Regions from separate parts of the Mus musculus genome. Here region 1 is linked to region 2. A link is a loop called in an ENCODE intact Hi-C map of the cell type or tissue named here. Cell type or tissue: heart. All regions are shown on one strand. Each heading gives the region's core, and the rest is flanking DNA. Links, peaks and the distances in the headings are about the cores only. Region 1 has its middle 19 kb from the start of Gm51672. Region 2 has its middle 8.5 kb from the start of Nxpe4.

Region 1 (16,765 bases), core at 5,524-13,523, 51 kb before region 2:
TTCTGCACAGCACCGCTGTGTTTGACTTTATTTCATGATGAGTACATATTGTTTATTTTATTTTAAAATAGAAATTAAGATTTGTAGGCTGGGCAGTGGTGACGCACGCCTTTAATCCCAGCACTCGGGAGGCAGAGGCAGGCTGATTTCTGAGTTCGAGGCTAGCCTGGTCTACAGAGTGAGTTCCAGGACAGCCAGGGCTACACAGAGAAACCCTGTCTCGAAAACAAACAAACAAACAAACAAAAGATTTGTGACGTTTTTCTAGTCACAGATTCCTGAAGCCTGAATGCAGTCACCCTGCTAATTATACTCTCTTGCTATTGAGGTTCCACTGGGAGTTCCCCCAGCTTTCCTGCCTGTGTGTGCCTCTCTAATGACCTAGCAGAAAGCAGCAGAGGTGGGAAGTGACTCTGCCCACTTTCTTGTTGCACAAGAATCCTGTGTCCCCACAGTTTTATTTTCAACATTTTCTTTTTAAAAAAGATTCTTCTCTCATATATTACATCCTGGTTGCAGTCTCATTTTTTAACATTTTCTTTTCAAAATTCTTCTCTCATATCCCAATCACAATTTCCCCTCCCTCTCCTTCCCCTGCCCAGAGTCTCCACCCATACATCTCCTCTCCCCCAGATCCACAACCCCCTCTCTCCCCTCAACCAAGAGAAGGCCTTTCAGGGACACCAACCAAACATGGCCTAACAAGCTACAATAAGACCAGGCACATACCATCACATCAAGGGTGGACAAGGCAACCCATATGGAGGGAAAGGTTCCCATAAGTAGGCAAAAGAGCTCCCACTGTTAGGAGTCTCATGAGAACACCAAGCTACTTACCCATAACATGCATGCAGTGGACCCAGGTCAGACCCCTACAGGCTCCGTGATCCCTGGGAGTCCCCATGAGTACCAGTCAGTTGATTTTGTGGGCCTTGTTCTTGTGGTGTCCCTCCGATCCTTCCTCCCTTCCTCTGCTGGACTCTCCGAGCTCCGCCTAATGTGTGGCTGTGGGACTCTGCATCTGCTCACATCATTTGCTGGATGAAATCTCTCTGGTCTCTTTGATAATGATTCTGTTAGGCTCTGGTCCCAGCACACTCTACAGGCAAGGCAAACTGTAGGTTTTGTGACTGGGTTGGTGTCCCAGTCGCTCCACCTGAGGCCTTGCCTGGTTACAAAAGACGGAGGGTACAGGCTCCATGTTCCCCATTACTAGAAGACTTTGCTAGGGTAGATTCCAGTAGATTCCACGGAGTTTATATTGCACTAGGTTTCCACCTCACCGCCCCACCCCCAAATTTCAGTCATTTCTCCCAGTATTTTCTCTCTCCTTCCTCACACCTGACGCCTCCAGCGCCCAACCCCAGTGCACATGTGAAATCTTTTCTATTTCCTTTCCCTAGGGAGATGCTTGAGTACCAGCCCCCCTTAAGGCTTCCGTGTTGCTTAGCCTCTCTGGATCTGTGGACTGTAGCATGATTATCTTTTACTTTAGAGCTGATACATACTTACAAGTGAGTACATATCATGTTTGTCTTCCTGGGTCTGGGTTACCTCACTCAGGATAATTTATTTTTCTAGTTCCATCCATTTGCCTGCAAATGTCATGATTTCCTTGTTTTTTTAACAGCTGAGTAATACTCCATTGTGTAAATGAACCAATTTTTTAAAATCTATTTGCGTAGGTTGAGGGATATCTGGGTGGTTTCCAGTTTCTGCTTATTGCGAATAAAGCTGCTATGACCATAATAGAGCAAGACGTCTTGTGGTATATGCCCAGGAGTGATATAGCTGAGTCTTGAGATAGATCAATTTCCAATTTTCTGGGAAACTACCATATTGATTTTTGAAGTGGCTATACAAGTTTGCACACCCATCAGCAGTGGAGAAGTGCTCCCCTTGCTCCAAATCCTCACCAGCACGAGCTGTCACTTAAGTTTTTGATCTTAGCTATTCTGGAGGAAGAAAGATGGAATCTTAAAATCATTTTGATTGGCATTTCCATAATGGCTAAGGATGTTGATATGTATGTATCTATGTATGTATGCATCTTAGGGATATGAGAACATATACATTCATGTTAGAGATGCAACCCAGTGGACTGCATGTGCCAGCTAGGTAATCACTTAGAACTGATCTACATTTGCTACCCTAATTTGATAACTCATTTTAAAAAGATGTATTTTTTAAATGGGTGGGTGGATGGGTGGCAAGCCCTGTTTTTGAGCAGCCCAATGTTGATTCTGGACACTAAACTCGGGTCCTATGGAATCGCAGTCAGCATTCTTAACCACGTCTCTCCAGCCCCAACACTTCTTGGTAATTAACCTACTCTTAGACATTATCCTATGCATATATAGAACATTCTGGTCTCACTCACTCCTCCTCCTCTTCCGCTCATCCTGTTCCCACCTCCACTAATCCCTTCCCTCTTCCCCTCACCTCCCCACCCACTTTCATAACCATTCATTTTGCTTTATGACCCACTGGGTTTAAGCAGGGCCACTCCCATGTGCATGGGTGTGCAACTGTTCACTAGAGCATTAGTGCTCTCCAGTGGCTACATCACTGACGGCCATGACTTCCTCTCTCACAGCAGCCTTTGATGGCTATCAGCTCCCCTAACTGGAGTGGGGCCTCATGGGCCCCTCTAAATCCACGACCAAAAATTTATGGGCTTAATCTTGTGCAGCTGCCATGAGAGCAACAACATCCGTTGTGATTTCCTGAGTGCCCCAGACACATCACAGTCAAGACAACCCTCTTCTCCTTCACTCAGCTCTTGTATCCTTTTGTCTTCAAGACATTCTCAGTGCCTTGGTGAGGGTGATATGGGTATCCCAGCTACTGGTGAATTAATACTCACTTGCTCTCAGTACCTTAACCAGCATGAGCCTGTGCGTTAACCACCATTTACTGCTGTTCTTAAACTTCACCGGGAAGCTTCTTGAGGTAGATAAAAATTAACACAAAAGGCCACAACTCAAGAATACACAAAGAGTGAGAGACTTTGGGGCACCGAGTTCCAAGTGGGATGTTTTCATCAATCCCCTTTCTTCAAGGCTCAGAGATCTGTGCAGAAGAGGAGGTGGAAAGACCATGGGAGCTAGAAGTGATGGAGGACACCAAGGAAACAGTACCTCCAAGTCACACAACAGGACTGATGCACATATGAACTCAGAGACTGTGTGAGGCAGCACACACAAAACTCCATAGCTTCAAGCAGACAGGGCCCCAGCACTGAGATGGAGAAGTAGAGTCAGGCTACCACCCCTAACCAAGAAGCTATCTGCAATCGATTCCCATTGGCAAAGAGAAAATCAGGCTTCCCCAGTGGAGTGTCACTAGATATAGCAACCGCATTTCAGAACAGGACCCACACCCAAGAGTAGTGAGCCAACACGAAACAAACTCAGTGATATTTTTGTGGACTTTTTCTTTCAATTTGCTTTTGTGGGGGGATTTTTTGTCTTTTGACCTTTTGGCTGTTTTGTCTTTTTGTGGTGTGTCTGTGTCTGTGTCTGTGTCTGTGTCTGTGTGTCTGTGTGTGGTGTGTTTCTTGTTTGTGTTTGTTTATTTGTTTTGAGAGAACATAAAGTTTGGTGGGTAGGAAGCTGAGAAGGATCTGGGAGGAACTGAAGGAGGATATGAAAAATATATACCATATGAAAAATTTTCAAATAAAAAGGGAAAAGTTTTGCAATACTATGCATATACATGTGTGTGTGTGTGTATGAGAGAGAGAGAGAGAGAGAGAGAGAGAGAGAGAGAGAGAGCTTTCTCCAACTCTCTTTTTCAAGTTCAAAGCAGGTCTTATTCTGCTTATATCTCAAGTATCTAACAGCTTTATTGAGTTCTAACTTGTGTATTAAAACCTGCTCATGCTTAATGTGTACAAGTTGGTGGGTTTGGACATAAGGACATAAGGAGACACTTAAGAATGAACCATCACCCTTTATTATACCCCTCACCTACAGAGGTTTCCTCCTGCGAAGCTATTGCTCTTCAGACTATCCTACAACCAAGATTTTTCTTATTCCTTTTTCATGGTATTTTGAAATGCTTTCCTTTACATTCTACATTTCCTGTAAAGTATAAATTAAATCTTAAAGCTCTCAGATTCCAGTTCAAAATTTTGGATGAAAGTTCTTTACTCCAGAAGGCACACAGTAGCAAGATGGACCCATTTCAGAGATGCCAAGTGGATCTGTCAATAGGTGGTAAAAAAAAAACTAACTTATTCACTATGTAGATACCCTCTCCTTTCATTGACAGGAAGTACTCTGTTGTCAGTAGCACCCTGTAGATATGCGGCATTACTTTAGCATCTACTAATGATGATTATTTGAATTGGCAAATTTGACAAGAGTTAAGAAATGTATTGTGATTTTTCTCATTCTTTCCATGTTTGTTGACTGCAACATTGCACCTAGCCTAGAAGAGTTTACCTCCATTAGTAAACTTCGGTGTATCCCCGAGAAGCAATTAAAGAGAGAAAAGAAGGTAATGGTTCACACCAATAATGTTTATAGCCAAGTACGTGCGTCTGTGTAGTCAGGCTCCTGTAGCACAGAACCTTTGACCACGTGACTCACAAGTCATGCAAATGCATTGCTCACAGGTCTAGAGGCCGAGCACTCTAGAGTCAAGGTCAGGTTCGGTGCCTGCTGAAAGCCTTCTTCTCTGACTCATACATGGCCCTCTTCCCTTGGTCCTCACATGAAGTTAAGTCTAAAGTCTATCAGATTCTGCTTCAACATTTTGGAGGAAGGTATACAGTGGAGAGATTGACCTGAGGACCACTGCCTTTCATAAGGAGACGGCTCCCATTCATGAGTCCTGATGTCATGACCAACCATGTTCCCAAAGGAACCACTTTACAATAGTGTCACCTTCAGGTTAAGGTTCAAGTCGCCAAGCTTAGAGGGAGAACGCAAACACTCAGATCATGACATGTCATTCCTAGCTGTCTGCAGTGGTGAATAATTTCATGATGGAAGGGAGGGCTGCTGCTGCTCAGTGACTCTCAGGACTCTCAATTTTAAGGGAGTCTCTGGTTCTTAACCCACTCTCTCCCTTCAAAAAAGAGGATTAAGCATTGCCCATAAAAGCACCCACAGCCTACCGGAAGCCCAAAACAATCAGAACAGAGGCCAACTAAACGCTGCCTTGCAGGGAAAAGAAGAAATGTTTATGATATTATGAGCAGGGCAAGAGAGAAAGACTGCAATAAATGTCAGCTAAACCCTGCAGGGTAAGGAGAGGGTAAGCAAATCAAAAGCAAGCCTTAAACAGCCGCAGGACTGTTTTTACAATGTGCACACAACTTTGGGGGGGGGGGGGTTCACGCTGCATTTTGACATTTACAACTTGTCTGTATAGTCTTTAAAAGAAAAGGAAGACAAAATGGACAAACTGAGGGAGAAAATGGAAGGATGGGAAGAGGATGGAGGATGGAGGGGAGAGAGATGGGGAGGGAGGAAGGAAGGGAGGGAGGGAGGGAGGGAGGGAGGTAGAAAGAAGAGAAGGAAGGAAAGAAGGAAGGAAGGAGGAAGGGAAAAGAAGGGAAGGAAGGTGTGTGGTTCTTGTAAAACTACCTGTATCTGATCACAGTTGCTATCACATTGCTGCATCCACTGCTGCTGGTCACTTCTGAGTGGTGCCTCAGAGATTCCTTGCCCATTTCCTACTTTCACATTGACTCTAAATTCACGGGTTTTATGAAATGGCAGTCTTTGGTTTCATTTGTAATTTTTATTGAGTGTTTCAAAAAAGATTATGTGAGGAAACTCTACTAATTAAGGTTGAAATCTACCATTACTCAGATAGCCTGTGGGTCTCTGCAATATGGAGGGCTGCCTTCATTACAAGGGCTTCTTCTTCTCTGACCTTGTTTGAGGCATTGTTGGTACCCTAAGCTTTCAGCCAATGACATTTGCCCATCCTGAATGTTTCTGCCCCACTCCATCCCCTGAAATTATATAAGCCTTGAATCATCCCCAGTAAAGTTGATCTGCCTCCCTGCAGCTGGTCCTGATTGCAGACAGATATTGGCCAATGATCCCCAAGGGCAGGGAGAGCTACAGGATTATTCTTCTAGTAAAAATTTATATTCGCCAATGTTTTTCTAACAGAAAAAGCAATTCTGTTGTGGACTGCTGTCCTCCAGGCGTAATGTGACTAAACCAACTTAAAGGTTATCTGTGGTTATACAATGAGGCCTTCACACGTTCAGGCCTATAGATACTCTCTTTTTTAAAAGGATGGGGCAGAGATAGGAAGAGGCTTTAGCCCCTCACCTGAGATCCCAACCACTCCCTCCCTCTTGCAACTCCCTCCAAGTTCAGGAGGTGTTTGAATATGAAACCTGTGAAGGTTAACTAAAGGAGGAATTGAACCGGCTGAACATGGTTATGAGGTAGAGGACACTCCAGGGACAGGTCACTGGGATTTAGCATCTTGGTTTGCAGCTGTAATTCAGGTTGTGTTTGACTTCATTTCAGCCTTTGCTCCTTTAATCTTCTAAGCATGAAAATGCAAAAAAATTAAAAGTGTTGGACTCATCCTGAGTTTGATGATGGACTAGAGGCCAAGCTAGCCCAAACAGGGAGCTTTGGGCTCAGTCTCAAAAAGTAAGGTGGAGAGAAACAGAGAATGATAAATGAAGTCAGCTTTTGCCCTCCACACATGCACATTAACACACAAACACACACACACACACACACACACACACACACACACACACACACACACACACACACACACACTGAGCTCCCCTAAGGACGTGAGATCAGGGAAAGCTACAGGCCTGGGAGCCTCAGTTTGTTCTGACACAGCCCTTGAGTGAGGAAAGGACTGGAGAAGCTGTTGTGAAAATAGAAGAGTAGACACAGATGGCCCAAAGGGGCACACAGTAGGAGCTCTGCTAGAGCTGAGAGATACCCAGGGGAAGAAGTGGGAGCAGACCTCATCAATGGAGAAGCCCACTAGAGTCTGATAGCTCTGGACCTGAGACAAACAAGTAGATTATCCTCTGGGGCCACGTGTCTCTCTTTCATTATCCTAGAGCTTGAGAACTTGGAAGTCCAGGGATGAGCCTGACCCCCACAGCTGCACCTGTACCAAACCAAGATAGTTCTACCCAGCAAAGCTATCTTTAGAATTTGATGGAAACACAAGGACATTTTCAGACAAGCACAAACTTGTGTAGCTAGCTATCGTTTGGTGCCGTTACTGTTTTCTCAGCATTAATTCTGCCGATTCATAAGCATGGGAGGCCTTCAGTCTTCTAGTATCTTCTTTAATTCTTTTTTCAGCATCCTAAAGCTTTCATTGTGAAAGTCTTTTTGCCTCCTTTGGTTAGATTTAATCCAAGGTATTATTTTTGCTATTGTGAACAGGATTTCCCCCCCCCAACATACAGCAATTTCTTTCTCAGCAAGTTTGTTATTGGCATAGAGAAAAGGTGATGCTTGTGTTAAGCGAAGTAAGCCAGAATCACAAATATAGCCTGTTTCTCTCCCAAAACAAATAACTACATATAATTATACATGTGTCTATTTACTTATTATATGGAGTCATGAAATTAGAAAAGAGGCCGTGGGAGAGGAAGAACTATTAAGTGTGGGAAAGGAGAGTGAATGGAGCACATGGTAAGAAAGCAGGAGTTCTGCGGCATCCTGAGGAAGTCAGAGAGTAACCCAGAGGTGGCCGTGGGACCTGGGACAGCAGTGGGGAAGGGAGATTAGAATGACCAACATTTATAAAAATGCTGTAATGATTCCATTGCCCTGTATATTTGTCTTGGTTACTTTTCTATTGCTGTGACAAAACACCATGACCGAGGCAACTTATAGAAGAAACCATTTAACTTGAGGGCTTACACTTCCAGAGGATTAGAGCCCATGATTATTATAGTGGAGAGAGAGGAGGTGAAGTAGCAGAGAGCTTGCAACTGATTCACAAGTATGTGCCAAATACTGAGAAAGCTAAATGGAAATGGCCTGGGTCTTTGAATCCTCAAAGTCCACCTCCAGTGACACACTCTCTCCAGCAAGGCCACATCCCCTAACCCTTCCCAAACAGTTCCATCAACTGGGCACCAAATATTCAAATAGATGAGTCTATGGGGGAATTCTCATCCAAACCACCACAATGTTAATCTACTAATTAATTAAAGAATAGGAAGAGTTCACTGTGCTGCATCTGATATGTTAAAGCAAGGCATTGTTGTAGCCTGTCAAAACACCCTCACTCACACAAAGACCACAGAGACCATCATCTTGCAAAACACATGAGGATTTTACTTATCCAACATGTTGGGGAACCCCCTCTCAGCACGAAGCCCAGAGAAGAGGCCCAGAACAAAGAAAGGACACTTTTTATACCTTTGTAAGGGCTAGATATAGGCACCAGGGTAGTTTGGCTTATTTTAATTGGTGTAGCTAATAACCTTTTTAGACATTGGTTGGTTTGCATAGGGTGACTCTCATTTTGTCTGTCCTTGAGGTTTTTAGTGTGAGGTGGGGCAAGGAAATTGTTAATCTTGTTTTGGAAGCTTAGTAATTTTGACCGTTAAAACTATGTTTCTAAGCTGGGCATGGTGGAGCACACCTTTAATCCCAGCACTCGGGAGGCAGAGGCTGGCGGATTTCTGAGTTCAAGGCCAGCCTGGTCTACAAAGTGAGTTCCAGGACAGCCAGGGCTATACAGAGAAACCCTGTCTCGAAAAACCAAACCAACCAAACAAACAAACAACCAAAACCCCTATGTTTCTGTATTTGTTTAGTCAGCCAGCTTTCGTATCTGGTTCTGCACTTGGCCTGCAAAGTCTCTGGAAAGTCCTTTTCGAAGGGGGAAGGTACTGAGTGGTCTTGAATTCATTTTGGATATTACATTCCCCCTTTTTCCTTGGTACATTTCTGTTGAAAGCCGGCCTGCGGCTCACAAGAAACAGGTACACCTGGGAGGCAAGCTGGGGCTAAAAAGAGAGGGGAAACTAGGCAGTCGAGAGAAAAATGGAGCCAAGACAAGGTTCCTGATCAAGGCTCAAGTGTTTAATGGCAAATGCGCTTAGCTTATAAAGGGCAGGGGGAGGCCCATTCCCGCCAATTCATTCTTGGAGCCTGGAACCAGCTGTGCAGGATAGGGTGTAGTCTCCAGAATAGCTAAGCGGCCTCACAGCAGGTGGCAGTAACTTGGAGGGGAACAGCGGCAGTGGCTGAACAATAGAGTGATCTAGGGAGGAAGGCTCCACCCTAGGTAATCTCCTTAGTGGCAGCAAGGTCAAGGTCTGGCTCAGCCTGCTTCAGGCTGGGGGAAGGTTACAATTTCCTCCCTGTTGTTAATATTAAAAAAAAAAAAACTGGACTGAGGCATAAAATTTATTTATGCTCTATAGTCCATTTCAATCCTGAAATGATATCTCACTTTGTTACAGTTATTGATATTGTTGTCTGAGCATCAAAACTTGTACTGTACTCAAGCAATTAAGGCTACATGGGCCAAAGGTTAAGAACAAAAACAGGATAAGAAGGGATAGTAAACAGGACTAGGCAGGGACCCTTCCAGCAATGTATGAGGGTCTGGGCATGATGCAGGTGCACGTAGATCAGATCTCCAATCTGAGATCTTTGGGGTACCCAGCTCATTTGCTGTTGCCAGTTGTCCTTCTGCACCACCTGCAAGTCTTTTAACTTAGCATACAGATCATTATTACAACATGTGGGTTTAAACACATCATTTAAGATAGTGATGGGCATGGGAGCCCCATAAAGGATCTCAAAAAAGTAAGACTGAATCAAGAGGGAGTATTTCTGGTTCTAAATAGAGCAAGGGGAAGGAGTACCCAGTTTGTGCCAGTCTCCATGGTTTATTTTGTCAAGGTCTCTTTTAGGGTTCTATTTATCTTTTCTATCTGTCCTGAGCTCTGAGTTCTGTATACACAATATAATTAATTTTTATTTGACCTCTAAATACTTGGCCACACCCTGACTTACCTGGGCAACAAAGGCAGGCTCATTATCTGACCCTATTGTTTTTGACACTCTAAACCTTGAAAAGAAAATTTAATAATCTTTTTGATGACCATCCGAGCAGTCTTATTTTTATAGGGAAAAGTTTTTATCCATCTCAAGAACATATCCACAAAAGCCAGAATGTATTTATACTCATATTTTTTTCCAGTAAAATCTACTTCCCAGTGGACACCAACTCTAGAAATGAGGGCTAAGTCCTCTGCTATGAAGACAAACTCGGGCTCCATTGCCAGGAGCAGCAGCAGGGCCATGGCTGCTATTGTTGTGCCTCTCGGTCTGCCATGTTGTTGTCCCTTGCTATCATGGTATCTCTCTTCTGGTGACTAGGACAGTGGATGATGTTTACCTTGGCAGGGTCATGGAGAGCCTCAGTAGAGCCAGTATTTCTTCTTTGTTCTTAAATTCTTTTTCCTCCAGATGTCAGTAGACTCCTCTGTTGATATATGGCCCCATGGACGTGGACTGTGGCAAAAGTGTACCTGCTATCCGTGTAGATGTTGAGTCTTTTGAGCTGATGTGTCCTTTGGCAGAGCCTATCCAGCTACCACAGCTGCTCCAGCATGTTTTCTTTCTTCTTCTAGATAGCTGTTCCAGTCTGTGAACATCTATACCCTCTAGTGGCTGGTCAGTCAGATCTCCATGTCACCTATGTTTCAGCAAGAACTTGCTGACAGTCTGGGTCTGGGAGCAGAGTAGCTGAGTTCAGACTTGAGGGGGTCAAAAATGACTCTATCAGAGTTGAACAACAGAGTCTAGTAATGAGTCATGTGAGCATTAGTCAGCCATCAATCAGGGGTCTGAACCATACTTTTTAGGGTGTTCACCAAGTTCTGTCCCAGAGTCAATTTATCTTCATCCTTGACCAGTAAGGTCAGAGCTGCCACAAATGTGGGAGGAGCTAGGTCCAACCCCTGCATGCTCTTTGGTTGGTGGTTCAGCTTCTGTGAGCCCCCATGGTCTCAGGTTAAGTTGACTCTGGGGATCTTCTTGTGTTGTCCTTGACCCCTCAAACTCCCTGACTATCCATCCACAAGACTCCCTGAACTCACCTGATGTTTAGCAGTGGGTCTCTGCATTTGCCTCCATGCACTGCTGGATGAAGCCTCTCAGGAGACAGTTATGCTAGGCTCCTGTCTGCAAACATAGCAGAGTATCATTAATAGTGTCGGGGTTGGCTCTCTCCCATGGAATGGGTCTCGTCTTGGACCAGTCATTGGTTGGCTGTTCCCTCAGTCTCTGCTCCATCTTTATTCCTGCACATCTTGTAGGCTGAGCAAATTTTGGGGTGAAGGTTTTGTGGTGGATTGATGTCTCCCTCCCTCCTCTGGAAATCCTACCTGTGTTACAGGAGGCGGCTACTTCAGTCTCTATATTCCCACTCTGGTAGGAATCTCAGCTAAGGTCATCCACATAGACTCCCCATAGCTTCTCCCATTCCAGGTCTCCAACTAGTCCCAGAGATGCCCACCCCCACTGATTTCCATTCTCACTCCAGGCCTCTCCAGCCCCCTTCCCTCCACCCCTGATCCCCATCCCCTACCCTTCCTCACCCCCTCTCCCACTCAATTTCCCTCTCCTTATTCACCTCTGATGATTATTTTGTTTCCCTTTCTGAGTGAGATTCACACATCCTCCCTTGGGCCCTCCTTATTACCCAATTTCTTTGGGCCTGTGGTAATCCTGTACTTTATGGCTAATGTCCATTATAAGTGATTACATACCATACGTGTCTTTCTGGGTAAAAAAAAAATTATTTTGATTGATCTCACAATGTATAGTTCAACATAATGCCAGTTTTAATGGCAGAAATTTGGTTCCACAGAAACCTGGTAATGATATATATTCATTCAAAAATGTGCTTTATACAGATAAGTGTTTCTCAATTAAAGACGGGTCATAAGCTACAGTATAACACAAAGCATGAATTTTCAGTTTCTTTAAAGTTAGTCCTTAGTTTCCCAAATATAATCACCTGACACCACTTTTATAGATATAAATCAAGTAGGCATTGCTTTTTAAATGGGTTTGCGGGTTAAATGATATCTCATTAAGATGTTATTCATATCAAACTTACAACGAGCCCCATTAAGAATTATTACCAAACATATCGAAAAGGGCTATGTAAGTTGGACATTCCTCTTCACAGTAAACATTTTTCTCATTGCCAATTGAAAATGCCGTTCCCTTTTTTCTAATCTGTCAAAATGTGAGCAAGCAGTTGCCTGATGCCGCAGAGAGAAGCCGGTCCTCCTGCCCTGTCCCCCTCCCCCTCCCCACCACAGTGGACTATATTCTCTGAATTATGAAGCAAAGTAAGCATTGCCTCCCGAGAGTTGCTTCCTGTTAGGCATTTGGTCGAAACAATAAGAAAGGTAGCTAATACTCTGTGAAATGTTGAGACACCATCAGCATATGCCTTAGGCACATGGTCAAGAGGCAGGATGGCCTGACAGCAAACTGCCTTCTGATCAGGCAGGTCCTGTTGATCACAGTGGCCCAGTAGGGAATGAATCTTGTGGGGCAGAGCTAGAACTGCTGGGTGTAATCAGAGTGGCACCATGCTCTGCTGACCTAGATTTTTTTGCATATTTCCAGCAACTACTTTCATAGGGGTACAGATGTCTCTTTTCCCAAATGTCACCTTGCAAGAGTCCATGATATGTCTTACTCCTACCATCTGAGTAATTTAGACAGAGATGAGTTAACCATCTCCTGAAAACACCCATATCCTGCCTTCATCACATCACCCCTCTTCCTCAAGTAGTTTTTTCTATGAAATGTAATAGAAAGGGATATGAAAACCTAGTTTAGATCCAAATTAGCCAGGGTGCAGACAGTGTGGTGGATAGTTCGGCTGTTGACAAAGCTTCTGCAAGCATTTTGAGCTCTCTGTCTTGACTGGTGCTTCTGTGCTCTTCCTGCAGCATTAGATGGTGAGGACTCAGCAGGAAATTAAGATGAGTACGGGGCGGGGAGGGAGGGTCTCACAGGGGCAGATGGGTGGGAGAGTGGGCCTGTACAAGTTCACTATTTAACCTGAAGTTAAGAAGAAAAAAAATTCTTTGGATTTTGATTTCCAAACTGTTCCCAATGCCAGTGCCAGAAAAGTGAAAAGTACAGATTCCTATGTATCATCCAGAAAATCTAATTTATCGGAAGTTTGGTCTAGGTATCTATATGTCTGTGTCTGTGTCTGTGTCTGTGTCTGTGTCTGTGTCTGTCTGTGTCTGTGTCTATGAGTATGTCTAGATCTAGATCTATCTTAACATCTTCTTGGCCAATTTAGCATACCTACTTAGACTAATATCACATATTTTGTCATCTGCAGAATCATGTGTGCGTGTGTACAAGTCTGCATGTGTGTGTGTGTGTGTGTGTGTGCATGTTCCCATGTGCACATGATAAAAGTAGATGGAATACATGTACTTCAAAATTATTAAGATAATACTAGCCTATCAGATCATTGAGGGCTCTAGCACATGAAGGAAGAGGAGAAAAGGCAAAGTTCTACAGTGTGGCCTATGGTGGCTGAGTGGCTACCAGAGGTATCTGGTAGTTCTCAATCCAGAACACTTGATCATTTTCTGTATGTTTAACCTGGCCTTTAATTATAGTATTCCCCGGTTTCTCTATATTCTCCATAAAATCATAAAAATGTCTTCAAAAAATCTTTATATATTATGGGATTTTTTTTCTGTGTAATGACTATTATATAATTTTATAACTTCACCAATAAACAAATAAAAAACTTAAGGGGAGGCTGTTGAATGTAAAGGCAGCTGGCAACACTAACTCAACCCTAACTTTGAAATGTAAACAGCCTCTTTTCAAATCAAATGGAAGAGGATGATTTTCTGCAACTAAGTAAATTGAAAGCATATAAAGACAACCACAAACTGCTGACAAATGAATCTTCTTGGGCACTTAAGCCACCTGCCTCTTGGATATTCTTCTGTAAAACTTTATCCAGTAGTTGTATCCAAGAGGGAAATATTTCACATCTACATTTTTCCCTTTGCTTTTGGCAGTTAAATCTGGCCACGGGGTGTGTGTGTGGTCTAGGCTTGATAATCAAAATAATACACACACACACACACACACACACACACACACACACACACACTGCCAGTGATCATTGGTTTCAACATGGACATGTGACCTGAACTGGGAAAAATCAGTCTTTCCCTGTGGATATTTATTTATATTTAGGCATGATGATAGAGGATGATAGAGCTCTGTCGCTCTGGAATCCCAAGTCACAGAGTTCATGCAACCCTTCTTCTGCCACAAGTAACAAATCTTGAAAAGGGAAAGCCAAGAGAAAACTCCAGTGCTAAGACACATGGCAGGAAGGAAGCCTGACAATGACCGCTGAGCATCAGTACACAGCATCCCTCATCTTCTCTGTACCCTCACTAATGCACTCATTCAGGGCTTAGCAGCCCTTTTCAGCTGGTGGGAGGCAGATCTCTATCACTGTATAAGATTCTTATCAACTACAGAGGACTAAAACTATCAACAATTTTCATATCATCGTAAGAAATAGCACAGCGGAGCTGGAGCAATGGCTCAGTGGTTAAGAGCACTGACTGCTCTTCCAGAGGTCCTGAGTTCAATTCCCAGCAACCACATGGTGGCTCACAACCATCTGTATCTGATCCGATGCCCTCTTCTGGTGTGTCTGAAGACAGCAACAGTGTACTCACATAAAACAAATAAATAAATCTTTAAAAAAAAAAAGAAAAAGAAAGAAAAAAAAGAAATAGCACAGCTTCTACTTTGCTAAAGCCTTTTGCCCTTCTCCAGAGCAAGGACAAGATATTGTGTCTTCCTGTACAAACAATGACTTTTACATATCAAGTAAAAATTTAAAAGCCTGCAATTTCCCACGTATCATTTGACCTTGAGTTCACAACAACGAAGAAAGATACAACTCAAACCACCTGTCCACAGAAAGCCAATGACACATGCTATTAATGTTACATCAAAAGGAACTCCCATAAAATCCTGACATCAAATGATAGTGTTATACAAGTCTAACATCCATGGCATATAAAGTGAATGAAAGTGTGCGGGCCATAACATATTCACTTCCTATGCTGGGAATGATTGATATTCGGTGCATGAAGGAATTCCTGACTCCTGCGCAGCATTAAAAGTGGTTGAAGTGCTTGGTGGCTTTTTGCATTCAGCTGTCATTGAAAACTTCTACTGTACAAGAATTGTCATGTAAGTCATTTTGTGATCCATGGGGTAGACTGAAAAGGGACACTGGGATTGTTCCTACTATGACAGCAGCTACATGTCCAGCAAGGATATGCACCTGAATGCCAATGCCTGCCTTCCTTTATTACCCAGGAGCTCCTCGGGCTAAATTACCCAAAGCTAATGGGCATAAAGGTGTCAGGTCATGAGTGGTCACTGAGCAGCTAAAGCCCCTTCATTTCAGTGGATCAGACAAAGAAACAACACACTCGATTTCCACAGTTAGGTTCATGTCCTACAAAGCAAAGGACATGTTTGAGACTAGTTCTTTATTGTTGTAGTAAGAAATTAATTAAGTCCACGTTAACCATTGCTAACTGCAGTCCAGCAACATTAAGTATGTTCACGTTGTTGCAACAGTCTCTAGAACTTTCTCCTCTTATAGTGCTGAAGCTCTACACCCAGAGAATATTAATCTCCACTCCCCCTAGGAAAACCTTCCTACTTAAGTCTATGATTTTGATTACTATAGCTAGTTCATATGTGTGAAATCATACAATATGTGTTTTTGTGTGCATTTGCTCAGCTGTGTACCTTCAGTGTTCATCCATGCACACATGGTCCTTTTTAGGGACTATGTGATATATAGATACAGAATAGACAGATCTAATGGGTGGGCAAGGAGCTCCACAAGTACTGTTCTCAACAGCTCTCACCTTCATGTTTGGCAGCAGTGAACAGCCATGATAAGCATATGGGAGCAGCAGGCAGTGTCACCCCCTTGTGCTTCCAGGCCTGAGTAACAGAGCCCTTAGATCTAATGGAGTAAAAGCTTCTATGTAGGTATCAGGGAATTGAGATTCTTTAGCCAGTATCACAGTATCCCAATAGCTCTAGGTATCAGGATTCCTCTCTCCTTAGTGGTAGCCAAGGTTTCAGGTCTTTTACAGGTCTAGAACATGGGGATTCCTTAGCCCTTAACATTGGCCAATGCTACAGCTTTAGCCTAAAGTCTGAAACTCTTGGCCCTAAAGACTTGATGGCTTTCTAACACCTTCAAGTGGCCCCGGCCTGCTGTTTTCTCTCTCTGGTTACTTGCAGCTTCTTACTCATCTTCAGTCTCAGCATTCCAAGCACTCTCAATGGCCCTTCTTCCTACTCTGGCCACTCTTGGATGGCTCAACGGCTTCCTCTTCAGCTATCCAGCAGAGCTGACTGCCTTGTTCTATCCACAAGTCTCTCTGCTAGCCTCTGGCACTCATCTGCCTCTGCCATTTCTTTCTGTCCGCACTCACACTACTGAAACTGAACAAGGAAAGATTGCTTGAGAGAAGCCATTTATTGAGCCTGATGCTACACACTAGCTGGGAGGGCAACACTAGAAGGAGTCTCTCAACTGACTCCTTTAGAGCCCTTATATGCTGACTCCTTAAGTAGCCTGCTTGTATCCCAGTCAAATCCCAGCCACTTGTATTAGACCAATCACAACCTTGTCTCTTAGAGCCAGCCACAGTCACTGAGAT
Region 2 (16,765 bases), core at 5,699-13,698:
CACTGGACCATATGGTCATCAGTGCACATGTAGAATAGAGCAATATGAGGCACATAATAAATGCTCAATAAAGTTTTATTGAATAAATAAAAAAAAGAGGAAACACGGGGCTAAACTGTTCATTAGCACTCTTTCTAAGTACTGTGTGTACTGAGTGTGACCTATGTATGGGTGGGTAGGGGTGCGTCTTATGTACCTGTACTTCATATAGAGGCACACTGTGAACCAAAGGTAGCGTTTGTTTTCATAATTGGCTCTCTTGACAATTAGGATTTAAATTAGAATTTATTTCCATCAAAGGCTTAAATACAAGAAGACATAAATACCGTAAGAATATTTCAAGACAAGTTGATGCTATTCTAAGTGTATATGGATTTCTTGGACACATACACCAGCAATGTTTGTCTTTAAGAGCGCTCGCTCGAGACGTTAACTTTTCACACCGTGGCTGAGTTCTCATCACAGAACCAAAGGCCAAAGTGATCGATGGTGTTGTTTAAGGCCCTTGGCTTCTCCCAAACACTGAAACGAGCTTTTGTTTGTTTTGTTTTCTTAATGGATTACAATCTTGGCTGATGACTGACAGTCTTTTAGAAATAATTGGGTCATAAGGACTCTTTGGGTTGAACTATGAATTAATTCTTTATTCGGTGGCATTATTGAGAAAAGGAGCCTAATTGGAAGAGAAGTAGGTCACAGGGGACTTGCCTGGAATGATATAGCTTGTCACTAGATATACTCATTCCTGCTTATCCTCTCTCTCTCTCTCTCTCTCTCTCTCTCTCTCTCTCTCTCTCTCTCTCTCTCTCTCTCTCCATCCCTTCAACCCACTTCAAATATAAGAGCAATTACAGAGACATGAGAACTTTCACTGTTGAAAGAAAGAAAAATCACACAGCTCAATTTCGCAAGAACCATTGAACCACAGAGAGTGCTACCATGTCCAGGAAAATGACATCATGTAAAGGAATGAGTCTGCTGCAAAGAAGTATGATATGTAGGCTTCAGAAAGCAAAATAGGACTGGCAAGGTGGCTCAGAGGATAAAGATGCTTTCTACCAAAACGTAAGACCTGATTATTTTGTCCCTGGGATCCACACGTTGAGAGAATCTCCTTCCAGTTGTCCTCTGATCTAAATACACTGCTGTGATGTGTAAACACACATGTATACACACACACATACACATATACATGTGTATGTGTGTGTGTATGCGTACATGTGTTTAGGGCAAATTGGAGAAATGCATCAAGATCTAATGAAGAAGATGGATCCCATGGAAAGAATGGAAGAGCTATCTGAAGAGGTGGAAGAGAATTTAGAAGTCTCGAAGAGGTGCTCAGCAGCCAAAGATTGGAACGGCTGAGAGGGTCTTCCTAAGATGCAGAGTAGGATGTCTAAGGTCAAGGCGTTAGGATGAGGATGTGAGTTCCTCTCCTGACCCTGCTACTTGCTCAGTCTCTTTGGTTGTAAAATAAAAGTCATAACATAGGCGTGCTGGCGCGTCACATAGGCAAATGTCTTAGTCCAAGCCAAGGTCAAATTACATAGCAAGGGTTCAATAAATGGTAGTTTAGACCAGTTTGGGCCCTGTGTTATAAAAAGAGCGCTTTTCAGGAAGGGACCTCTATCCTCCACTGTCCAACTCTTGGTCTGAGCTCCTGGAATCTGGCCTTTACTTCATCTCTGGACATTTGCCACCTACACACTGTGTTTAAGTGACTCCAGTTAGAAATTCTTCTAATCTACTAGCCTGTATCCAACCTACGCTGACTCTCACAATCTGTCCTGGCTGGCTCTTCATGTCCTGTCCTCCAGATACTTGATGTCACCTACGTGGGCTTCTGAGAAGCTGTAGAAATCACTCTGAAAGTCAGTGTCCCTCTTGTGCTTTCAGATCCTCAGATTTTTATGAGATTTTTATTTTTAATAGATTTTTAAACTTTTGTTTGTTTGTTTATCTTACATATGTGAATGTTTTGCTTGAATTTGTGTCTGTGTGCCCGGTGCCTTTGGAGGTCAAGAAAGGACATTGGATAGCCTGGGACTGGAATTACAGGTGGTTGTGAGCCACCATGTGGGTGCTGTGAATTAAATGCAAATCCTCTGGGGGAGCAGTCAGAGCTTTTAGCCACCGGAGCCATCTCTTCAGCCCTGTGATTTGCATTCTTTTTCTTTTTCCTTTTCTTTTTCTTTTTCTTTTTCTTTTTTTTTTCCCCTTGAGACAGGGTTTCTCTGTGTAGCCCTGGCTGTCCTGGAACTCATTCTGTAGACCAGGCTGGTCTCGAACTCAGAAATCTGCCTGCCTCTGCCTCCTGAGTGCTGGGATTAAAGGCCTACACCACCACTGCCCGGCTTGTGTTTTTCATTAACACCAATACATCAAGTACTGCCTTAAGTACAGCTTTGACAAGGTATGTCTTCTGGGAGAATAGAAACTACAAACATTTGAACTTTGGGCAGTTTCTGGATTTACATCATGGCTAATTGATTCTGGATAGGCAATTAGAGACATTGTCAGGGGAAGCTGGAATTTTATTTTGCGTGTGTGTAGTTTTTAACTTTTAACAGTATGCATTTATTGTGTGTGCATTTGGATGTGAGGGGATAACTTGTGGGAGCCAGTTCTTTCCTTCCATCATGTGGGTCCCAGGGATCAAACTCAGGTAGCCAGGCATGGCAGAAAGCGCCTTTAGCACGGAATCATTTCCTTGAGGCTGTTTTGTTTTTCGATCTGGGATCTCAGATAGCCCAGGCTGATCCAAACTTGCTATGTGGTGGAGGCTGATCTCTGATCCTTCTGCCTCTACCTTCTCAGTGCTGAGATTACAACTATGCACAACCATGCTTGGTTCAAACTGTTCATCATAAAAATGAGTGAGAGAATATTTTATAGATGTGCAAAATAATATTTAAATTTTATCCCAAATAGACATTTTCTATATCTTCCAAGATGATGCCATGATCATGCAAAGTGAGAAATCATGAGAAAAGCTGTTCATCTATGATGAAACTCTTGTTTAGGCTTTGTGTGGCAAACAGAAACATAAGCTGAGAGATGCTGTCATCAGCTGACATGCACACAATGTGTGTGGCTGTTACTTTGGGAATGGGGGCTTCCAGGGTCCCTTTCCTCAGTGTTTTCAGAATAGACTCACAGGAAACATGTGTGGAAAATAACACAGCCAAGTTTTCTTAAGTCAATTTACCAAAGTGAAAATTATAGGACATAAAATTGACATTTTATTATAGTTTCATGATGTTTGACAAGAATGTAGCCATGCCAGAGCAAAGCTATTGAGTAATCCACCTTCTAAAATATCTCTTTGTTTGTGACAACCCCCAGTCCTCACTCCCAGCTCCTGGCAACCCGCTTCATTGATTTTTCTGTTTTCCATTTTAGTTTATGTTCTTTTTCTTAACATCTGTGATTGAGATCCTATTTAATTCATGTATATCTTTTTACTGTTTAGTATTTCTTCCTATGGGTGTGTCCTGATCATTAACTCGGTTGGAGTGATTTGGAATTATCTGTTGTTTGAGGCAGTTGGGCATATAACTGTTCTAAGTACTCATGTGCAGGGTTTTAGCTGAAGCGAAATTTGTGTTCTTAGGATTATGATGACTTAAGACAAGTCTATTTTAACACTATTTACACTACAAGAAATTCAAAATGTCTCTCAAAGTCTCTGTTTTTCTGTCTGCTCCCTGCAGTTTTTTGTTTTGTTTTGTTTTGTTTTGTTTTTTTAAACAAGAACTCTACTAGAGCACTACCACAGCACTTGGCTCTCTGAGACAGACTCTCCATAAGCACTCCAGGCTGGCTTCACACTCTCAATGCCCCTGTCTCTGCCTCCTGGGAGCTGGGTTTCAAGGTTTATGCCAGCATACAGACTGGGAGCTGATATTCTAATAGGTGTATAATCTCACTGTGACTCCTCTATTGTAAATGGATACTGGATGTCTTTTGAAATTCATCTTTTCTGCTAAAAAGTAGGTTCCATTATTATATTTCACACATTAACCTTTAACTGCTCTTTCTTGTCCCCTCCTCCTCCTCACACTCATCTCCTTCTTTCACACCCAAATTGGTGTGTGTGTGCACGTGAGTGCTTGCGTGCACACTCCACACGTGAGATGAACGTGCGATGGTTTTCCTTTTCTTTCTTTCTTTTATTCCCTCCTCTACCCCTTTAGATCTTTTCCTGTCCCTTAAGATTCCTCCTGCCATCTTGATATTTTCATTGTTATGTGTATCGTCTTACTATGTATATCTTCTTTAATGAGATATTTTTAAATATCTTCTCTTTTTTAACTCGGGTCATTTCATTATTGTTGAATGTTTGGTAGGATATACATCTTCAAGTCTTGGAGAAAGTATCTGTTCACGGCAGTAATTTAAAAAAGCAAATTGTAACTGGCTTTTTGTTTTTTAATCGGGCTCTTGACTCTCCCATCCTGATCCTCAACTTTCTACATAGTCAAAGATGGCCTTAAACTTCTGATCCTCCTGTCTCCATCTTCCAAATACTGGGATGCACCAACACCACTTTAAGCAGTGCTGGGGCTTGAACTCAGGACTACACTCATGCTAGGAAAGCCTTTTACCCACTGAGTTACATTCCCAACCCCAAAGCTTTTACCTCTGTTAAAGTCCAAATTGTCAACTTGTTTTATACTAATAGTGTCATATCAAGGAAATCTTTGCATAATCCAAAACCACAAGGATTTTCTTCTAGTTTTGCTACTGGATTGCTTTCTGTTTTGCATTTAAGTTTATGATGCATGTTGAGTTGAGTCTTCTGTATGGGAAACACAGGTCAAGTTTAATGTTCTTTTTTACGTATAGATGCCCAAATTTCCAGCATATTTTCTTGAAAAGACAGATTTTCTCCATTAAACTATGTGTCTGCTATTATCAAGAATCTGTTGCTCATGCACGTGTGCACGAGTATCTGGAACCTCTAATCCTCTTACCGAGTCATGCCTGCCTTCCCACCAACACCATGTTATCCTAGTTACTACAGCTCTATGGGAAGTCTTAAGATCAGGTGCTGTGAGCCTATACAGCAGGTCCTTCAAGAGCCTCAGCCAATCCAGAAGATCCCTAGCGCAATTGATTCTAGGACAAAACACACATAGAATGTCATGTCCTGAGTCAAGGAAAGAGATGAACAACTTAAGATTATGTCCTCATTTCTTCTGGGAACAACAATTACATTCAATGACCCACTAGCTCTAAGAAATAAAATCCAGAGTTAAGTGCGTTGGAGGTTCCTCAGCTACAGTGTGACAGGGGTCTGCTCAGACTCAGTTCAAACAGCTACCCAGAGTATCAGTCAAGTGGCTTATTGCAGATGCTGGGTTTCCAGTGTCCTCACTTTGTCTGGCTTAGTGACAGTCTTTTGTCTCAGCACTGTGAGACTAGGGACCTTCACAGAGTCTGCGAGCATTGTCCTTCCGTCTCAAAACCAGGCCTTCTACTTCCTTGGCCTTTCTACGTGAGTCACAGATTCAGGATATTTATTCCTGTAACAAAGCACCCTCCCTGCTGGGTTTCAAATTGGATTTTATTGAGTCTGTAGGTTAATCTGGGCAGAACTGATGTCATACTAACATCCAACCTCCCCACACATGAGCATGCTACAATGATTTATGCCTCCTGTGACATCCTTAGCTAGAGTTTGTGCATTAATGCGTGGCATACAGGGCTTGTGTGTTTTATTGATTTTCACCCTACTATTTCATCCTTCTGCTGCTACCCTGAATCATTCTGTGCTTTTAATTTCAATTTTAAACAGATGATTGGTAAAGTAAATAAAACTTCATACTAACTTTGACCTCTATACTCTTGTTGAGATTAAATAGCCCTGGTAGATTTTGGTTTTACTTTGTCTGTCTGTCTGTCTGTCTGTCTGTCTGTTGTTTGTTCTTTAATGAATTCTTTGGGTTTTTTAATGCAAACAATGATGTTGTTATCTATGAAGCAAAACAGTTGTGTTTTTCTTCTCCACTTAGTTTGCCTTTTATTTCATTTCTTGGTGAGATTCAAAATAAGATACTGGATAAAAGAAGCCAAAGCAACGTTGTTGACTTTGCCCTCGTCTTAGTAGGATGGGTTCAATCTTCTTGACCAGAGGATGGCATTTAAAACAGGCTCTCCCAATTCACCTAGTGAGTTAATGATACTCTTTTCGATTCCTAGTACATCTCGAGGTTTTTAACATTTAAAATACTAAATTTAGTCATTTTTTTTCCTACTGAGCTTGTTATATAGAGTACGGAGATTGCACTAACTCATGCTCTACAGCTGAACCTCACTTGATGCCAGGACAAGCCACACTCCAGCTGCTTACTGTGCTGCTGTGACAAAATGCCTGATGAGAAGCCATCTGTGGAAGGGGAGGCTTACTTGGTTTGTAGTTTAGAAGGAACAGTCCACCATGGTGTGGAGGACATGGCGGCAGGAGCACAAAGCCATGTCACGCCCACAATCAGGAAGCAGAGCTCACTGAACAACCACTCTGCTCTTCCTTAGTCCAGGGCCCCAGCCCTGTGATGGGGAGCCCCTCACATTTAGAGAAAATCTCCCTCTTCAGTTTAACCTTTCTGCAAACACTACCCTAGAGGTGTACTTCCGTGGTGAGATAGTCAGATTGGCCATGAGAAATAAACCAGAAAGATTACCTGTCCCGTGTTCTGAATTCCATTCACTAATCTTCTCTTGAGGGCTGTGGCTTTTTTTTTTTTTTCATTTCTATGACTAAATTCGTGGTAGGGATTACCTAAGGGAAGTCATATTTATTTTAACTCATGGTTTCATCCAGTTTTGTCCACAATCACTTGGCTCCATGCAGTTGGCCTATGGTGAGACAGACTATCAAAGAAACAGGAGTCTGTGTGGATGAGGCTACTTATCTCATAAGAGATAAGAATCAAAGAGTGGGGGATAGAAGAAGGGGTCAGGGCAAGACACAGTTAATCATAGTGACCTACCTCCCTCTGATTAGTTCCCCCTTCTGTCTCTCACCACCTCTCAGTAATCCATTACATTATCTATTATATTAATTCACTGAAGGATAAGCCCATTGATGAGGTCAGAGTCCTGAGAATCCAGTAACTTTGTCTTACTTCTCCAAATCAGGAGGGGAAGGGACACTTCCTCTCCAGACACTCTCCTGGGTCCTAGAAAATCATTGCCAACCACAGAAAACTCAAGCTTGTGAAGCTTGAACTGTATAATGTATACTTGTGGGTACCCCATCGTATGACCTGTATAATGACACTGCTGGAGCATCATCAGCTTCAGAATCCTCAACAAAGTGTCCAGGAAACAACCAGGAATCAGAAGATTGGCGTCTGATGTGTGCCATCAATGGTGATGCCTCTCCCACTCCCATTATCCCCCCCACTCCTACCACAAATGTAAGGGGAGACAGGCGACAGCAGAGCAACAATGCAAATGCACCTGAGGCATGGTCACATGACTCATTATAGCGCTTAATTACCATAACGGGTGGACCTTGGCCTGGGTTTCCCACTGAACACCTGTCTCTCATTACTATGTCAGAGCTGAGCCCACTAAGAACCACCCATTGACCTTCCCCATTGATGCTCTCACTCTTGAGATTCCTTAGCGCACTGCTCCAAAGCAGGTACGATTTCACCCCTAAGCAGAGGTTTGCTTTGCTGGCCTTCTACAGCAGTCTATACACAAACCGCTGGTCTTTCCAGTGTCTCCTCCAAAAGAAACTCAGCCAGGCTGCCTTATTAGCATAATACCAAAGTGTTTGCTGCCCCCACCCAGGTTGTCTTCTCAGCGCTTCTCACTCTGCCCTCTACCCTAAACTTGCCCTGTTCATGGGCTTCTCTTTCCCCAGCCCTAAACTTGCCCTGTTCATGGGCTTCTCTTTCCCCAGCTTCCCACTCCTACAGAACCCTGCCATTTCTGCTATGCATTCCTCTTGGCCTGCTCTCCACTCTTAGTCCTCCCTTTTGCCTTCCTTTCTTCCTCTCTCTCCTCCTTCCCCCTCCCCCTCCCTCTTCACTCTTCCTCCCTCTCCCCCTCCCTCCCTCTCCTTCTCACTCTCCCTCTCCCTCTCCTTCTCCCTCAAAGCCATAGTCAGTCTACTACTTTCTTTCCCTGCTCTGAACTTTCACAGAGGCCCTGGCAGTACACTCCCTCTTATCTACAATAAAAAAACCCTTCCCCTGAGCCATACCTTGGAATGGTCATGTCCTCCATTTACATATCCTGTCAGTATGCCACCAAGCACATGCTTTGCATCTGTTTTCTATGGACATTTGCAAGTAGAAAGATCTTTCTGGGAAACAATATCACTCCCCCCAAACTTCAATGTTAGGCAAGCCAGTTTCCTGCCTCTCCCCAGCCTGGTTTCCTGTCGGTCCCGACAGCTTGCCATAGTCCTTTGGGGCTCATTTCAAACAAAACAAAATGTGTTAGGAAGACAGGATCCCTGGGAAGAAGATAATGCTTTTATTTTTAATTTATGAATTAATTTTTAAAAGTCTCTCATATACCATATCCTGGGGCTCACTTCAAAGGAAACAGCTCTTTTCCTGCTCTGTTTCCCCAGTCATGGAGGGTATTCATAAGTGCTTGGGAATCACAGTGTTCGCTCCAATCCCTAGCATAGGCAAAAGGTCCTGGGAGGGTCTGGCCCCTTCCCTCCCGGAGGCCTGATCACAGCAGGAGGCTTTCTGGAGTCTAGTGCAGTCCCAGGCTCTCCTGTGAACTCAGAGAAGATGACATAGAAGAGGCTATAGGTAGGTACAGTATCTTTATGGGCCAAGTAAGTCTCTAAAGCTCCCATACTCTCAATGAGCCTCACTTAGATTTTAAGGATTCCTTTAAAATTTAAGTTCCAGCGAGAAGTCAATAAGGATGAGTGATGTGGAAGGCATCAAGCAACCTTTATCTGTCTAACAATCTTCTGGTTTGTAGATGCGTCCTGGAGGGCCATGTTGAGAACTCTGAGAGTATTTATCTCTAGGCTCAGATCACCTGCCCTGCTACCGATGTCATTAAACATAAGCCATGGAGAATATATGCAAGAAAACGTAGCCTGATTATCTTTACCCACTGTGCAGCCACTACATAGGCTTCCTGCTCCCTGCAGCCCTGAGTCAGCTGTGTTCCAGCTGTGCTTACTGCTGGGGGTTTCCAGTTACATAGTTGGCCTGTTACCTTGGTTTCTGAGAGGTCAGACAAAACTACCAGCTTGTCCAGATGGGTTCACATTACTACTTGGGACAGCTTGGGACAGCTATCCGTAGCCCTTCGGGGCTCATTTCAAATTAAACAAAATGTGTTAGGAAGACAGGATCCCTGGGAAGAAAATAAAGCTTTTATTTTTAATTAATTTAAAATTTTTTCTCATACACTACATCCTGACAGCAGTTTGCCCTCCCTCCACTTAGGTCCTCACTTACCTCTCTCTCCCCCAAGATCCACTCATTAGAGGGAGGTGGGGGGGGGCAGGCCTTTCAAGAATATCAACTGAACATGGCATAAAAAGTTACAATAAGGTGAGGCACAGGTCTTCATATCAAGGCTGGATGAGGCAATTCAGTAGGAGGGAAAGGATTCCAAGAACAGGGTTCCAGAGATAGCCCTCACCCTCACTCTTAAAATTCCCACAAGAAGACCAAGCTACACTACCATAAAATATATGCAGAGGACCCTGGATCAGACTCAGACAGGCTCTGTGACTGTCGTTTCAGTCTCTGTGAGCCCCTACTAAGTTCTGTTAAGTTGTTTCTGTGGGGCCTTGGCCTCATGGTGCCTTTGGCTCCTTACAATCCTTCCTTCTCCTGTTCTGCAGGGTTCCCTGGCTCCACCTAGTGTTTGGCTGTGGTCTCTGCATCTGCTCCCATCTGTTGCTGGATGAAGCCTCTGTGATGACAATTGGGTTAAGTCCAATTGGTAAGTCTACGAGTATAGCAGAATACGGTTAGGAGTCATTTCATTTACTTTGCTCTGCCAGTCTTGTTTGATTCTTTTGTGGGTCTCTGGACTATCCAGCTTCTGGTTCCTGGCCATCCAGGCCAGGTCATGATATGGGCCTCAAGTTGGACCAGTCATTTGTTGGCCTCCCTCACAAATTCTGTGCCACCATTACCCTAGCACATCCTGAAGTCAGGACAGAATGTAGGTCGAAGGTTTTGTGACTGGGTAATGTCATCCCTACTGCTGGGAGCCTAGTTATGGAAGATGGACAATTTGGGTTCTGTATCCCCCATTACAAGGAGACTTTGCTAGGGTCACTCTTGTAGATTCCAGGAAATTTCCAATATAATAGTTTTCTATATCATTCTTCAAATGCTCCCCAATCAGGGTTGTATCTCCCAGTACCCTCTCCCTCACTTCCCCTCCCCTCCCACCTGACCCCTCCTGTTCCCATCCCCACCAGCCCTCAGGAATCTCAAATATCTTTTAAAAAATGAAAAAAATGTTCATCATCCTTCGCCATCAGGGAAATGTGAATCAAAACAACTTTGAGATTCCATCTTACACCTGTCAGAATAGCTATGATCAAAAACACAAGTGACAGATTATGCTATCGAAGATGTGAAGCAAGGGGGAACACTCCTCCACTGTTGGTGGGAATGCAAACTTGTGCAGCAGCTATGGAAATTAATATGGGAGGTTCTTAGAAAACTGGGTATCTATCTCAAGACCGAGCTATAGCACACCTGGGTATATATACACACAGGATGCTCTATCCTACCACAAGGATACTTGCTCAACTATGTTCATAGTAGCTTTATTCATAATAGCTAGAAACAAGAAACCACCTAGATGTTCCTCAACAGAGAATGGATAAAGAAAAGGTGATACATTTGCACAATGGAATATTGCTCAGCTGTTTTAAAAAATGACATTATGAAATTTGTGGGAAAATGGATGGAGCTAGAAAAAAATCATCCTGAGTAAGGTAATCCAGACTCAGAAAAACAAACATGATATGTATTCACTATGAGTGGATATTGCCTGTTAAGTAAAGGATAGTCATGCTACAATCCACAGGCCCACAGAGGCTAAGAAACAAGGAGGGCTCAAGTGGGATGCATGGATCTTCCTGGGAAGTGGAAACAGAATAGATTTTTCAGAAAATTAAGCTGTAAAGGACATACATGTAGGGGCTCCTAGGCAAAAAGCACTTGCTATTCTAACAGAGGACCCTGGCTCAGTTTCTCACACACACATATAGCTCTTACAACTATCTGTAACTCCAGTTCCAGAGGAACCAACACTCTCCACTGTCCTCTGTGGGCAGCAGGTACACACATGGTATGCATGTGTGTATGTAGGCAAAAACTCATATACTTAAAAAAAAACAATTTATAAAGAAAAGAAAGCATGTGTTCTTGAAGCTAACCCACTCTGAAAAATAGTCGACAGCTAAGACTGTCCTTACGGTCTGTTCTACTTTGGTCTGAGAACAAGGTTTAAATGAGAAAGATTTATTCTGGCTGTAAATTTGGGGACAGGGATTGACTTGTAAATGGGAATCATATACTTATTAAAGTCAGCAGAACGATATTATGGTGGATGCAAAGATGAGGTCTTGAATGTTCTGTTGATTTGGTACCCAGAACTCTTCTGTGGCCCGAGGATTCCACCCTTCCACACAGTGTTCTTAGGAGTATGGATTAAAACATTACAAAATTACATGGAAAAAGAAATTTCAAACTATTTTACTTACAGGCATAGAAGCACATGCCTTTGCTATCTAAAAGGCTACATAGTAACATTTACTGGTTCATCAAATTATTGTTATTTCAAAGGGTAGGGGTAAGAGTAAATGGTTCTGGTGGGGGAAGATCAAAACAAGGTCTCACTCTGAAGCCCATGTCAGTCTTGAACTCATGGAAATCCCCCCCATTCAGCCTCCCGAGTGTAAGGGTTACAAGCATGTACTATCATACCCAGCTGTAATCCAATTTGTGAAACCTGGAAGAGTTGCAACATGCCACAAGTATTGCAGTTTCTATTGAGCCGGGCGGGGGTGGGGGTGTACCAGATACCCAGTAAAACCATGGAAAGCACCCATCCCCTTATGTACAGGCAGCTCCCAATTCATGAGTCATCCTACTAGTTTTAGGTTTTTTTGATGATGGGAAGCAATACACAGCCAGAGTAGAGCATACTTTGAATTTTGATTATTTCCTGGGTCACATGCAGTACAATACTCTCTTGTGGGACTGCATGCTCACAGTCATTACCGAAACCACAAGGGAAACTGGACCAGTAAGATAGCTCTGTGGGTAAAAGAATTTGCTGAACATCCCTGGTGGCCTGAGTTTGATCTGTGAAGCCTACAGCACAAGGCAGTAAACAGGCTCCGGAAAATTGTCTCTGACCACCATATGCATGCCCTGGCACAGATGCACCTGCACACATACACAGAGTAATAATAATACATAAAATTGATTTTTTTTAATAAAAGAGACCCAGTACTTGGAAAGCCCAGGAAGGTTGATCTTTATTTGTTCAAGGCCAGCCTCCTCTATAATGTAAGTTTCAGGCCAGCCAGGGATACACACGGAGAGCTCATCTCAAAAACAAAAACCAAACAAGAAAGGGGGAAGGGAATGGAGACATGCATAGGAGTTAGAAGCGTGTTCTGCTCTTACAGAGGACTAGAGTTTGAAGGCCAGCACCTACCTCAGGCATTTCACAATGCCAGTCCTGTAACTCCAGATCCAGGAGAATTTCATGTCTCTGGGATTTCCTATCCACAGACACACATAAAGCGTACACAGACAGAAACATAAGACCCTTTTTCCAGAGGAAAAGACAACAGAGAAACAGCCGATGCTCTGCAGTGCACTGTGCTGCTAAGGCTGATCACTTAGTAAGTTAGCTGTAATCAATATATATGTGACTCCTGATATGATATTATCAGTTTACAGTGGGCTTATTGAGTCTTAGACCCACCATGAGTTAGAGAACATCTACTATCTGTTTTCATATGCATGCATTCACACCTATATTAAAGTTTATTTTATAAACAAGACACAGTAAGATACTAGCCAAAACAGCTAATGGTAAATTAGACAGTGTGATCCAAGTTATGTCAGTGTGACCTCTTCCTCTTACTACCTTAGCGTGTCTTACTGCATCCTCCTTGTAATGATGTGGATGGTACAATTTCACAGCCGGCTGTAGGACATGAAGCAGGTCCATGAATTTGGTGGGGGTATTCTATGGCAAAACAAGTATTTCAACTCAGGTATGTCTCACCAAAGCTGGTGACAGGTGTGGACTGTGTCTTTATCTGTGTGAGAGGCACCTCAGTCTGGAGTTGCCTAGGATAAGAGCAAAGGAGAGTGACCCTATCCTAGGAGCCAGCGTAGGTCTGTCCAGCTTCAAGTGCTGCCTCGGAGAACACTCATGCTGGTGCCACCTTCACCAAACCTAGCTTGGTCTTTGCAGCCTTTGTTCTTTAGACCTGCTCTGCCAAGCATGCTCATCTCTTCCCTTCTCCTGTTCCCTGGAGCACATCCTTCAAGACTTAACAGAAAGTGCCTAGAGCACACATGCACTGGGCTCTCCAGAAGCAGCTAGAAAGAAGAGACAGGCGCACTGCCAACAACAGGCCATGAAATTGGACTATGAACAGCAAAGACCTTTAAAATCTTGTTAAAGCTGCCTTGTGGGGGACACATAGAGCCCCAAGAAGAGGAAATGTAAGTTTCTTATTGACTATAAAACAAGACCATTGAGTTTACTTGGACAATTCTTTCTAGGGGGTTGGCCCAGTAAATATGTTGATAGTATTTACTTAGGAGTCTTTCTCATCTCTAATCTTAAATTGTTAAATCAAGAATGAGAGATTTTATGTCTTAAAAATCTCTTTCTCCAAACACTTTTATACATTTGAAAGTTGTAACTCCAGCCAGTGTGTCAATTTGTGAGTCTTAGAAACTCATTTCTCAAGAACTCATGTGTCCAGCCAGTAAAACAGTGCAGATTACTAGCTGTAGTGTTTTGAACACAAATGGCTCCATAGACATGGAGTAGCTATGGCCTTGTAGGAGAAAGTGAGTTATCAGGAATGAATGGGCTTTGAGCTCTCTCTCTCTCTCTCTCTCTCTCTCTCTCTCTCTCTCTCTCTCCTTCTCTGACCCCACCCCACCCCGCCTTGCCTGTGGCTCAGGATATAAAGCTCTCAGGGACTGCCCCAGCACATAAGTGCCACCATGCTTCCCACCATGATAATAGTGGACTAAAGCTCTGAAACTGTAAGTAAGCCCCCCCCGATTAAGTTCTTTCTTCTGCAAGACTCATGGTGTCTCTTTGAAGCAATAGAACAGTGACTGAGGCACTAGGAGACATCCAATCAGGAGGGCCACAGCCACACATGCTCCTCCTCCCTGTCATTTTTCTTTGCTCAAGACGTTCAAGAACATTAAAAATCAAAAATGCTGGGTCAAGCCTATGATGCCAGCACTCCGAGGCTGAGGCCAGGGGAAATCCTTTCGTGTTAGAGTCAAGCCTAGGCTACATAACAAGTTCCAGGACATCTTGGACTACAAGAGTAAAATTCTGTCCTTAAAAAAAAAAATCAAATTTTACATAACCATCTTGATTTCAGGCTTCCGAATTCCAATTTCAGGGATACGCTAAATGGACACTCTTTACTGAGCAGACACAGGCATTCTGGAACACAAAGGTGTGACTGCACTGTCCCATGGACAGTGGCAAACGTGGAGCAGCCCTTCTCCCCCCCCCCCCCCAGCACTCACTCCCATCCTTCTGTGCGGCCAGGGAGTCAATTCTGCCATCTGCTTCCTCTCCTCAGGGCAAAGCTAACTTCCAGAATGCCTTCCTCTCAAAACTACAGCCACCTAAATAAGACCACACATGCCGGTGTAGATGGGGGAAATGTCACACGGCCCTGCCTGCAGAAGAGGGGCTGCAGGTGACTCACTGATATCTGCATCAGAAAGAATTGGTCTTCTCTAGGGAAGAGGCCTGGATAGGTTATTCAGTTGCAAGTGGTCAATATGTGCACATTGAAGCAACACTAAATAGACTCAGCATGCTGTAGAGTGGAGGGGGGGGGAGTTAGTGTGTGTGTGTGTGTGTGTGTGTGTGTGTGAGAGTGTGTGTGTATGTGTGTGTGTGTGAATACATGTGAGAGATAGTGTGTGTGTGTATAGATATGTGTGTGAGAGTATGTGTCTTGTGTGAGTGTGTAGGTATGTGGGAGTATATATGAGTGTGTGTGTATATGTGTATCTGTGAATGTGTACATGTGTGAGTGTGTATGTCTGTGTGTGTGAGTGTGTGTGTATCTGTGACTGTGTATGTGTGTGAATATATGTATGTCTGTGTGTGTGTCTGTGTGTGTCTGTGTGAGAGTGTATGTGTGACTGTGTGAGTACATGTGAGAGATGTGTGTGTGAGAGTGTGTGTCTTGTGTGAGTGTATAGGTATGTGTGAGTGTATATGAGTGTGTGTGTATATGTGTATCTGTGAATATGTACGTGTGTGTGTATGACCGTGTATGTGTGTGATTATATGTCTGTGTGTGTGTGTGTGTGTGTGTGTGTGTGTGTGTGTGTGTGTGAAAAACAATAATTAAATAAGAGGTCACGTGTAGGAGAGGGAACCGGGAGACATGGGAGGAGTTGGAAGGGAAAAACAGAAGAGGTGGAAATGTATACAGTTCTCCAAAAAATCCTTGTAAAAATTGAATAGGTTCTGGGAGATGGCTCCGTGTCTAACAGTGCTGGCTGCTCTTCCAGAGGACACAGGTTTGATTCCAGCACCCACAGGGCAGCTCACAGTCACCTTTACCTCCATTCTCAGAGGTTCCCACACCCTCTTCTGGCTTCCATGGGGACTGCATGCACGTGGTACACTGTCATGCATGCAGGCAAAACACCCACACATGAGACCCTATGTCAACCATGAAAGAAAAGAGAGAGGTGGTAGGGGAGAAAGGATCCAAACACAGACAGCCCCAACCAGTCAGCAAGACATCGTGTCTCTAGCTGCATATGTATCAGAAGATGTCCTAGTCGGCCATCAGTGGAAAGAGAGGCCCATTGGTCTTGCAAACTTTATATGCCTCAGTACAGGGGAATACCAGGGCCAAGAAGTGGGAGTGGGTGGGTAGGGGAGTGGGGAGGGTATGGGGGACTTTTGGGATAGCGTTGGAAATGTAAATGAAGAAAATACCTAATTAAAAAAAAGCCAAAATGGAACAGAGTGTGGGTTTGCTTCTGACACCCAACGTCCTTCACCCAGCAGCCTGAAGGTAGCTCAGAAACATGAAGTACCACTGAACTGAGACTCTGACGATCAGCCTGGACACTCTACCCTAGCCTTGTCCCAGGTAAGGATTCCGTGTCACAAGGCGGCCAACACTTTTCACCACGGTTGCGAATGCACACAGCCATTCCGTGTGGATTAACTGCTGGACACTGAGCGATCCAGACTCCCTCTCTTCGTCTTTGTGTCAACTGAAGCTTCCAGGTGGGGAAAAGTCACATCTCCATATAAAGACTCCTCCAGACCGATTGACTGATTAGAACTTCCACTTTTGTTACAAGTTGGAATGTTGCAGATCCAGAGCCAAAATTATCTTAGACCAGCTTGTCCCTTTGCCCACCCATCTCTGACTTAATGATCTAATTATCAGGTCAAAATTCTCTGGAATGTATTAACTTAGCAGATCACTGGCTTCTATCATCTAAAACTGAGAATGTCTTATCACGTGGCATCTGAA

What was found. A loop is a pair of places that touch in the nucleus more often than their neighbours do. Peaks named below come from ENCODE experiments on the same cell type or tissue, not always from the same donor. Only the 100,000 strongest peaks of a DNase experiment are listed, where the experiment ranks them.
Region 1: a loop joins it to region 2, with 9 times the contacts of the local background. A loop is called at or near these places in 7 of 42 quality-filtered maps.

The regions. Positions count from the first base shown.
Region 1 is chr9:48,294,581-48,311,345 of GRCm38, forward strand. It overlaps a transcript of Nxpe4 not described here. Among named protein-coding and RNA genes, the nearest start is that of Gm51672, 19 kb to the left of the region's middle. In heart, for the core only: a CTCF peak has its summit at 9,190 (motif pointing right); a DNase peak (open chromatin) is centred at 9,201.
Region 2 is chr9:48,345,143-48,361,907 of GRCm38, forward strand. It overlaps a transcript of Nxpe4 not described here and a transcript of Nxpe2 not described here. Among named protein-coding and RNA genes, the nearest start is that of Nxpe4, 8.5 kb to the right of the region's middle. In heart, for the core only: no CTCF peak of the experiment used is centred there; DNase peaks (open chromatin) are centred at 8,399, 9,189 and 9,869; H3K27ac peaks cover 1,419 bases.